Linked DNA regions of Homo sapiens: region 2 is linked to region 1. Evidence: read pairs that join two places in POLR2A ChIA-PET (ENCODE). Cell type or tissue: HepG2. All regions are shown on one strand. Links, peaks and the distances in the headings refer to the core of each region. The heading gives the core; the rest is flanking DNA.

Evidence for each region. Peaks named below come from ENCODE experiments on the same cell type or tissue, not always from the same donor. Only the 100,000 strongest peaks of a DNase experiment are listed, where the experiment ranks them.
Region 2: POLR2A ChIA-PET joins it to region 1 with 8 read pairs; 3 of 35 experiments call an interaction of 5 or more read pairs at or near these places.

What each region holds. Positions count from the first base shown.
Region 1 is chr2:73,029,105-73,034,481 of GRCh38, reverse strand. The region is part of intron 3 of SFXN5 (sideroflexin 5); the gene reads left to right. Among named protein-coding and RNA genes, the nearest start is that of SFXN5, 40 kb to the left of the region's middle. In HepG2, for the core only: no CTCF peak of the experiment used is centred there; DNase peaks (open chromatin) are centred at 481, 2,091 and 2,671; H3K4me3 peaks cover 1,353 bases.
Region 2 is chr2:73,188,808-73,194,184 of GRCh38, reverse strand. No RefSeq gene overlaps it. Among named protein-coding and RNA genes, the nearest start is that of NOTO, 11 kb to the left of the region's middle. In HepG2, for the core only: no CTCF peak of the experiment used is centred there; a DNase peak (open chromatin) is centred at 2,404.

The DNA.
Region 1 (5,377 bases), core at 183-5,182:
AGAGATCCTGCAAGTCTTCTCTGGCAGGAAGGCAATGGGGTCAGCTGTGTTTGGGCTTTGCTGAAAATAACAGAGCAAATACCAGAGGCAGGCTTAAAAATACTTGTGCCCCAAGTCTTCTGTGGGCGTCAGCAGGTTTGTCAGATGCCGAAGGGAAGGCTTGGCTGACCCACTAGTCTTACCCTGACTCCTAGCATCAAGCTCTGGGGATCCTGGTCAGCACCCTGCCCCTCTGGGCCAGGCCCAGCATGGCCCTAACTGGTAGCACAGAACAGGCAAGTGATCAGTAGGAGGTGAGTCATTTGTATGATGTGCTAGGTGTCGTACTGAGTGCTGTAGATGCATTTGTGGGCTGGGTCCCTGCAGTGGCCTCCTGGATGATCTGCCTATACTACCTGGGCTCCTCTGTCCATTGCTGATACAGCACACAGAGTGACCTGTGAAATTATACAGGACATTGTTTGTTCCTCTGCTCCAGGGTTTCTCAGACTTGGCACGATTGGCATTTGGAGCCAGATTATTCTTTTTTGCGAGGGCTGTCCAGTGTACTGAGGGTGTTTAGCAACCTGCCTGGCTGTGACCCAGTAGATGCCATTAGCTTCCCCTCCCCAGTCATGACAATCAAAAATGTTTTCTGATGTTGCCAAATGTCCCCTGGGTGCAAAATCCACCTCCTAGTTGAGAACCACTGCTCTAATAGAAACTATAGTGTTCCTCTTTTGCACTTAGAGTAAAAGCCATAGTCCTTAACCTGGCCTGCAAAGCCCCCAGTCCTCTCTGATCTTGTCTCCTACTGCTCTCCCCTATTTGGTCCACTGCAGTCACACTGGTCTCCTTGCTGTCTCTCAAACATACCAGACAGGCCCACTTCTGCCTCAGGGCCTTTGCACTGGCTGTTCTGTCTACCAGAGCAATCTCCCACTAGATAGCTGCATGACTCATTCTCTCCTTCAAGTGTTTCCTCCAATATCACCTCAGTGAGACCCACCCTGACTATCTTACTTATGTCTGTAATCTCCATCTCTGCCACCTGCTCACACTTGCTATCCTCTTGTCCTGGTCTATTTTCCCTAGTTTCCTGAAGCACTTTTCCTTCTAACATATCAGAAAATGTGCTTATTTATTGTTTGTGTTGCTTATCGTTTGTCTGTCTGTGCAACCCTCTAAACTCAACAAAAGCAGAGATTTTGGCCTGTTTTTGTCACTGATGTGTCCTTAGCACCTAGAGCAGTGTTCAGCACATAGTAGATGCTCAATAAATATTTGTTAAATAAGTAAATTTGTTAAATTAATTATTAATTTTCACAATAACCTTGAAAATATTCACATCCTCATATTACAAATGAGGAAGAGGAGGCTCAGAAAGATTAAGCGTATTGCCCTAAATCACATAGCCAGCAAGCGGGAGATCTAGAATTTAAACCCAGGTCTGGATAGAAACAAACTGCGTGTATAGGGAAGTTGCAACTGCTGCTGTGTGCTATGCTGCAGAACTAGGCGAAGAGTCCCTCTTCTTTCGTGAGTCTGTAGAATTGGGGGTACCCTCACCTGACATAGACTTGCAATAGGTACATATTACCTGGGAGTAACCATGGCAACAAAATTAATGGTGAGGTATAATGCGATTGGCCCAACTGATAAATTAGGAAGTTTTTTTTGTTTGTTTTATGGAGGCATTCTTTGCCTTACAGAAGGATCCCCTTCAGGCTCTGTTTAATTACCTTCTGGAGGTTGTTTTAAATAGGCTCTGTCTTTGCTGCCTTGGGAGGTTTGGAGAAGCAGCTTGGAAGGAGGCAGAGGGGAAGGGGAGCGAGCCAGATTGGGGGTGGGGCTGGGCTGTTCCTCCTCCCTCTGGGTGTTGGGGGTGTGCCCCGCTCTGCCCGAGAAGGCCAGTTGGTGAGTGTCCTCTGCCCCTCCCTTGGACTCTACACCGAACTTCAGGTAGGTTCAGATGGCACTTCAGCTGAGATGCTGGCTGTTTTTGAAATTAGCCAACTTCTGGGATCTTCCAGCCACCTCTCACCCGGATTGCTTCTCCACACCTGCTCCATGTTCTTATTTACCAAGTTGAGAAATCAAGCAAGGTTCAAAGTCTCATATCCACACTGATTTGTTGTTGGAGCCAGTAAGTCCCAAGGGATCAAAGCTGCATATTTTTATGCTCAGCAGAGGCACAGAGGAGATGGGCTGAGCCCACACAAGATGAGGTCTTAAGCAGGAATTGTAGTTTAAAGTGGAGATGCTTCAGTGGTCTAGTGAGAAGACGTTGAACTCTTGATATCCTAGGATGTCCCGTCGAACTCTTGACACCCTAGGATGATCCTCCCCCATCACCTGTTTGCAGGACTGGCTTGTGAAACTTCAAACTAGCAACCAGCTCTTGGCTTGTGGGTGGTACATTACCTGCTGCCATTTTTGCATCTGACATTTAACCCCTTAAAGTCAACATTTAATCCAGCAGGTCCTAGGGAAAAGCCTAGACCCAAGGAGTCAGACCTGAGTCCTTGTCCTGTTCTCCCTCTAAGCTGGGCGTGGCCTCATACACCGTAGGACAGGAAGGGGCCCTGGAGAGACTTGCTTCTACCTCCTGTCCCTGCTTCTGCCTAATTTTAAAAATAATACAAGTCCAAGCTGTGAGGTAACTTGCACAGGCAGGCTATGTAAGTTAGTGACTGAGAGAGGGCCAAAGTCCATGATCCTGACTGTTGTCACTGCAGCCTGGTGATGGGATCAGCCCAAACAAGATCAGATCATGACTAGGAATTTTTGTTGAAAATGGAGATGTTCCTCCCAACTCACCCCAAAACCTCTGAGTCTGGTGTGTTGTCAGATGCCTCAAGAAGAGCTTCAAGCACCACTTTAGCTTCCATTCCTTCCTTTCTTCCCTGGAAATCTTTCCCTGATATCACTGGAAGCAGTTTCCAATAACCCCAAATGGGTTATATTAGTTAAAGTGGTACTAGCTGCTGTAACAAAACGATCCCCAAATGTACTAGCTTAAATGAGACAGTTTATTTCTGTCCTGTATAACAGCTCAAGTTCCAGGTGGGCAGCTAGCTCTGCCCCACAGGATTATTCAGGGACCCAGGCTCCTTCCATCATGTTTCTCTACCATCTCTTTGGGCGTCGTGCTATCTTCATGGCTGAGGCTGGGCTGCAGCCACATCCTTGCACTGGCTCACAGCAAGGGGACAGAAAGCATGGAGGGGGAGCCACTGGCCTGGAAAAGGCACATCACTTCCCCTCAGATGCCACTGTGGGTCTCAGCTACATGGACAAGCCTCATTGCAGAGGAGGCTGGGAAATGTGTAGCAGGCCAGCCACCTGCCAGCTTCTGTTCTATGACTATGGACAACACAATAGGACATGGATTTTATTGGACAGTTTGTGGTCTGTGCCATAAGGGTCAATAAAGGGCTTGGAATTTGTGCATCTTCTATTATCTTTTTCTAGTGGTTACCTTTAATTTTTAAACAAATATTTTTGAGGAGGTAATATATGAACAAGATACAGAATTCTAAAGGTATAAAAAGAATAGGAATTTTTAAAAAACTCTCCCTTTTTCTCTCCCCCAGTTGCCCACTTTCCCTCCCTAATTGTTGGTTCCTCTGTATTATGCCAGATATATCTGTATAATTTATCCTTTTTCTTTAAATTCTCACAATATAGTAACTCCAGTGAAATTCACCAGAACATGATTTGTAATAGCAGAAAGATAAGACAGTCACAAAAGAATAAATACTATGTGATTCCACTTGTATGAGATACCTAGTGTAGTGAATGTCGTGGAGACAGAAAGCAGACGCGGTTTCCAGGAGCTGGAGAAGGGAGGAATGGGGAGGTCACATTTAATGGGTAGAGAGTTTCAGGTTGGGAAGCTGGCAGTGTTTTGGAGATGGATGATGGCGATGGCTGCCCACGATTTGAATGTACTTAATGCCAAATGTCTATCAATAGGAGACATTTTATAAAATATTCAGGCTGGGCACGGTGGCTCATGCCTGTAATCCCAGCCCTTTGGGTAGGAGGATTGCTTGAGGCCAGGAGTTCATGACCAGCCTGGTCAACATAGCGAGATCCCGTTTCTACAACAACAACAACAAATATATGTGTATATATATACATATATATTTTTCATTCATTCAAGGGTTTTGGTCGGAAGAATAAGACTGCTTTCTGTGCACTGATATGGAAAGATCTCCAAAATATATGACAAGCCTAAGGGGCAGAACAGTGCAGTGATGAGCTAGACTTTAGAGATGGATGCAAGTGGTAGTTAAGGATAGGGACTCTGGAGCCAGACTGCTTGGGTTCACATCCCGGTGCTGTGAGACTTTTTTGTTTTTGTTTTTGTTTTTTTTTGTTCGTTTGTTTGATTTTAGGGTTTTTTTGTTTGTTTTGTTTTATTTTGAACAGGGTTTCACTCCTGTCGCCTAGGATGGAGGGCAATGGTGTGATCTCAGCTCACTGCAGCCTCTGCTTCCTGGGCTCAGGCGATTCTCCTTCCTCAGCCTCCCAAGTAGCTGGGACTACAGGTGTGCACCACTGCGCCTGGCTAATTTTTGTATTTTTTCTAGAGATGGGATTTCGCCATGTTGCCCAGGCTGTTCTCAAACTCCTGAGCTCAAGCAGTTTGCCTGCCTCAGCCTCCCAGAGTGCTGAGATCACAGGTCTGAGCCACCACACCCAGCCTGCTGTGGGACTTTGGGCAAGTCACTTAATCTCTCTGAGCCTCAGTTTCCACATTTGTAAAAATGGGAGATATATTAATCCCAACCTCCTAGGGCTGTTGAGGGAATTAAATAAGTGAATAAGTCATTCTGGCCAACCTCAGACACTGACATGCTCCAGTGCCGGGGAGACCTAGGTGAGGAGGCCTGGGTGCCTGTCTCCATCTTGCCACCAGCCCCTGGGGCCCTGGCTTAGTCACTTAGTCTCTCTGAGATGCCTTACCTAGTCTAAAGAGCATCTGTCTACCTCCCAGGCATTTGGGGGATAAAACAATAGAGATGAAGTTACTTTGAAAGATGATTAAATCCTTTAAAAAAAAAACTGCTCATTTGAATTGCTTCCCTCTATTTTAGGCAAAACTATTGAGCACGTTCTATGAGTCAAATATTTTATATATGCATATGTCATTTAACGCTTGGTGTTAGTCAGATTGAGCCAAATGTTAGTACAAGTAACGCCCAGGTTTCGGAGGCTGAACACAGTCAGGTGTGTTTCTCATTCATATCTGACTCCGTTGCAACTCAGGGACTTGGCAGAGGCCAAAGATGATGCCAGGATGCCTCCTTTCACTCATGTCTTTAGGGCCTCACTATCCTCCACTGGATTCTCCGTGGGAGGCTCGGGGACAGGCCTGGAACTGGCGAAC
Region 2 (5,377 bases), core at 162-5,161, 160 kb before region 1:
CCACTGCACTCCAGCCCGGGGAACAAGAGTGAGACTCTATCTCAAAAAAAAAAAAAGTTCTTACAAGTCAATAAAGGCAGATAGCCCCAAAGAAAAATGAGCAACATAAGTCACAGAAGACATACAAATAGATATAACCACATTAAAAGATGCTCAATGTGTTTAAAAGATTATAAGCACATTAAGATGCTTAAATTTATATAAATATAATAAATGATATTTTTGACTATTTGAGTCCCAAGATTAAAAAGATTAATAATATCCAGTGTTGGTGAAAATGAAGGGAAATAGGCCCTCTCATATATTACAGGGAAGCATGTAAATTAGTTCAAATTTTTGGAGAAATTTTTAAAATTTAAAACCTTTTTCTTTTCTTTTCTTTTCCTTTCTTTCTTTCCTTCTTTCTTTCTTTCTTTCTTTCTTTCTTTCTTTCTTTCTTTCTTTCTTTCTTTCTTTTTGTTGTTGTTGTTGTTGTTGTTGGAGACAGGGTCTTGCCCTGACACCCAGGCTGGAGTGCAGTGGGTGATCTCAGCTCACTGCAACCTCCACCCTCTGGGCTGAAGCCATCCTCCTACCTCTGCCTCCTGAGTAGCTGGGACCACAGGCACGTGCCACTGTGCCCAGCTATTTTTTTATAGTTTTAGTAGAGATGGGGTCTTGCCATGTTGCCCAGGCTGTTCTCAAACTCCTGAGCTCAAGTGATTCGCCTGCCTTGGCCTCCCAAAGTGCTGGGATTTTTTTTTTTTTTAATAGAGATGGGGCCTCACTATGTTACCCAGCGTAGTCTTGAACTCCTGGGCTCAAGCGATTCGCCTGCCTCAGCCTCCCAAAGTGCTGGGATCACAGGAGTGAGCCGCTGAGCCCAGCCAGGAGAATAATTTGCAATAGCTACTAAAATGTCAAAAGATTCCTTTTCAAAGATTCCTGTATAAGGATGTACATTGTAGCACCTTTTATAGTAGCAAAAGCCTGGAGGCAACTTAAGCATTCCCTAGATCTCCAGTGCCTAGAAGCAATCCAGGATTTTCTGATGAAATTAATTTTGGCGCTCAACCTTGAACAATCAGTTTTCTTTTTCTCACTTAATTGTGGAAATTCCTCCAAGCTACCCAGTTTAGACCTAACTCATTCTTTTTAGTGTCTGCTTAATGTTCCACAGTATGGGTGTGCCACAATTTATTCAACCTTTCTTCTGTTGAAAGGCATTCAGGTTGTTTTCTGCTTCTGCCCTACAAACAGAACTGGTAAGAAACATTATTTTAAATATATATTGTGTACTGGCTCTTTTATTTCTATACAAAAAGATCCCTGAATAGTATTAATGGACAGAAACCTGTAAGAGTTTATATTTTTAAATTGTAATTGATATTACCTTATTGATTTCTAAGACACTGTAAAAATTCACATGGCCCTTGTGACCTGCTGTATCCTCAGGGCCTAGTCCATGCCAGGGACTCAGTTGGCCAAACTAAAATAAAAATATTTAAAAAGAACAAATAAATTTGTCCAGGAGCTCTCGAGCTGTCCTCCAGCCAAATTCTTCCCCACTTCCCAACCCTCTTTCCCCACTAAAGGATTTTCCTTCCTTTTTTTTGTCTAAACCCATTAATATGCAAGTGAGCTGGGTAGCAAGGAGGAGAAGGAGGGAAAAATGGTAATAATAATAATGGGTAATATTTACAGATCACTTAAGCTTTGCACTTGGGTTATCTCACTTAAGTAGAGAATGAGTTTCCTTCTCTGGATTGAGGGAAGAAGAACGTTTTGAGCACTGGTTGAGATCTCAGAGTCACTGGGGAAGATGTGTTAGGAAGCCCCTTTGCTGCCCTTTCCCAACACCCTGTGAATCCTTGTCCCTTTTCTCCTTTTTCACTCTCCTTTTGCAGGGTCTTCATCTCTCTTTCTTTCTTTCTCTCTCTCTCTTTTCCCTCCCCTCTCTTTGTCCTTCCCTCTATTCCTTCCTTTCTCTTTCTCTCTCTTTTCTTCTTCCTTGTCTTTCCAAAGGGAAGCTTTTTCATGCAGAAGAAAGGTGCTAAATGGTGATGATGGAGTTTGTTGGACCTGGATGGAGGGCTGCCATGCAACGTGCCCTAAGTCAAGCCCAGCTTGCAGGGTCAGAGGGCCCCAGAGCTGCCTTGGGGAGGCCCCATACCACCTCCCCCTACCCCCTGCCTGGGCTGTCTCAGCTCCAGCCCACACCTGCTCTCCCCTCCCCTGCCCCTCCTGCTTCCCCTGCACCTGACAGGCCAAGAGCAAACAAGGTTGGTTGTTTGTTCCTCCCTCCCTGGAATGCACAGCTAACACATTGCACTTTGCAGTTACCTAGTGTTTCCTAACTTTTTCTTATGTATGCTGCCTTTAAGATTTTCTCTGAAATTCTATGCCCTTCAATTAGACTGAAGTCGACAAACATTTACTTGTTTGAGGCCTATTCTGTGTTGGGTTTTATGAGGGGTACAAAGTGCAATGAAATATACAATTCCTGCCCAATGGGAGCTCAGAGTCTTACGGTGAGGGTGGAGGGAGGGGACAGAGAGACTCATCCACAACTAGCTAATGCAACTGCCAAACCAAAGGGATGGATTCTATGGGAGTACAAAGGATGGAGAGATTAGTAATAACTTCATAGGCCAGGTGCAGTGATTTATGCCTGTAATCCCCACACTTTGGGAGGCCGAGGCAGGCAGATCACCTGAGGTCTGGAGTTCAAGACCAGCCTGGCCAACATAGTGAAACCCTGTCTCTACTAAAAATACAAAATTAGCCAGGCATGGTGGTGCATGCCTGTAATCCCAGCCACTCAGGAGGCTGAGGCAGGAGAATTGCTTGAACCCAGGAGGCGGAGGTTGCAGTGAGCCGAGATCGTGCCATTGCACTCCAGCCTGGGCCACAGGTGAGACTCCGTCTCAAAAATAAATAAATAAATAAATAAATAAATAAATAGATAAAGTAATAACTTCATAGGTCCAGGAGGGCTCTGTGGAGGACACTTTCCTCTGCAGAGGCATCTGAAGAGAGGGAAGTCTATCAAGGGATGAGAGTGGGTGAGATCACACGGAGAGAAAATGCTGTAGTAAAAGAGAAAGGGGCTTGTATGGATCCCTTGGGGACTGCTATGTTTAGGGACAGCAAGGACAGAAGAAGAAGGATTAGTCAGAGAGGAAGGTTGACAGCCAGGGCAAATAACCCTTGTGCAGTGAGATAAGTATGTTTTCTATTCACTTGGAGCACTTTATACAGCTGGTTGGGACTTTAGCAGCAAACTAGTCAAAGCCCTTTCTTTCTTTCCTTCCTTCCTTCCTTCTTTCTTTCGTTCTTTTTTTTCCTTCCTTCCTTCCTTCCTTCCTTCCTTCCTTCCTTCCTTCCTTCCCTCCCTCCTGCTCTCCTTCTCTCTTTCTCTCTTTCTTTCTCAGAGTCTCGCTCTGTTACCAGGCTGGAGTGCAGTGGTGCAATCTGGGCTCACTGCAACCTCTGCCTCCCGGGTTCAAGCGATACTCCTGCCTCAGCCTCCCGAGTAGCTGGGACTACAGGTGCGTGCCACCACACCTGGCTCTTTTTTTGTATTTTTAGTAGAGACAGGGTTTCACCATGTTGGCCAGCATGGTCTCGAACTTCAGACCTCATGATCCGCCTGCCTTGGCCTCCCAAAGTGCTGGGATTACAGGCGTGAGCCACCATGCCCGGCCTTTTTTTTTGTTTTTTGTTTTTTTTTTTGAGATGGAGTCTCACTCCATCACCCAGGCTGGAGTGCAGTGGCACGACCTTGGCTCACTGCAACCTCTGCCTCCCAGGTTCAAACAACTCTCCTGCCTTGGCCTCCCAAGTAGCTGGGACTACAGGCACCCACCATCAGACCTGGCTAATTTTTGCTTTTTTAGTAGAGACGGGATTTCACCATGTTGGCCAAGCTGGCCTCAAACTACTAACCTCAGGTAATCCACTCACCTCAGCCTCCCAAAGTGCTGGGATTACAGGTGTGAGCCACCGCCCCAGCCCTGGCTCATTTTTTATGTTTTTTTTTTTTGTTTTTTTGCAGAGATGGGCTTTTGCTATGTTGCTCAGGCTGGTCACGAATTCCTGGCCTCAAGCAATCTTCTTACCTAGCCTCCCAAAGTGTTGGGATTTTTGATATGAGCCACTGTGTGCCTGCCCTGACAGCCCTTTCTTGTACTGAAAAGGGAAGACATTGAAGACCCACTAAGTGTGGAGTGACTTGCCCAAGAGAAAACTCAGTTCAGGACTGTGAACTTCCAGCTCACTCTGCACACCCCTGTGACAACCCAAGACCCACTTCAGTGCCGTATTCATCTTTTTATCCGCTAGTCACACCTTCCACGGTGCTTAGCACATATTGGTTGAGTTGAATTCTCTCTCTCCCCTATCATTCTAGTTTCTGAAAAAAGGGAAAAGAAAGAGGGATGGTCCTCCAGTGAACCCCTGTTATAGCATAAGCACATTGCAAGGGGCACACCTGTGCATTCTTTTTGATTCCCACAATCATACTGTTATCCCCATTTTACAGATGAGGAAACTGGATCTTGGGCAGTAATGTGATTTCTTTTACAACTAGTGACCTGCCAGAATTCAAACCCATTAGGTTGGTGCACAAGTGATTGCAGTTTTTGCTATTGAAACTAATGGTAAAAACCACAATTACTTTTTTTTTTTGAGACTGAGTCTCTGTCACTCAGGCTTGAGTGCAGTGGCCCAGTCTCAGCTCACTGCAACCTCTGCCTCTTGAGTTCAAGCAATTTTCCTGCCTCAGCCTCTTGAGTAGCTGGGATTATAGACGCGTGCCACCACACCTGGCTTTTTTGTATTTCTAGTAGAGACAGGGTTTCACCATGTTTGCCAGGGTGGTCTCGAACTCCTGACCTCAGGTGATCCGCCTGCTTTGGCCTCCCAAAGTCCTGGGATTACAGAAAGGAGCCACCACGTCCGGTCTAACCACAGTTACTTTTGCACCAACCTAATAGTTCTGTTGACTCAAATCATACGATGAGAGTGTTTATTTAATGGTTGAAATGGAATTGAATTGATTTTTCTTCTGTGCTCATAGCCCTTAGAGAGGAGGGAGGATTTTTTTTCTTTTGTGGGTAAGCAGGAGATGGAGTTATAGAAGGAGAGTGAGTGAGTGAGAGAGAGAGACAGAATCCTTTTAAGGGCCCTTTTTTTTTCTTTCTGTCTTTCTTTCTTTTTGAAACAGAATCTTGCTTTGTCGCCCAGGCTGGAGTACAATGGCACCATCCTGGCTTGCTGTAACCTCCACGTCGCAGGTTCAAGCGATTCTCCTGCCTCAGCCTCCTGAGTAGCTGGGATTACAGGTGCCGCCACCAAGCCCAGCTAATTTTTGTATTTTTAGTAGGGGCAGAGTTTC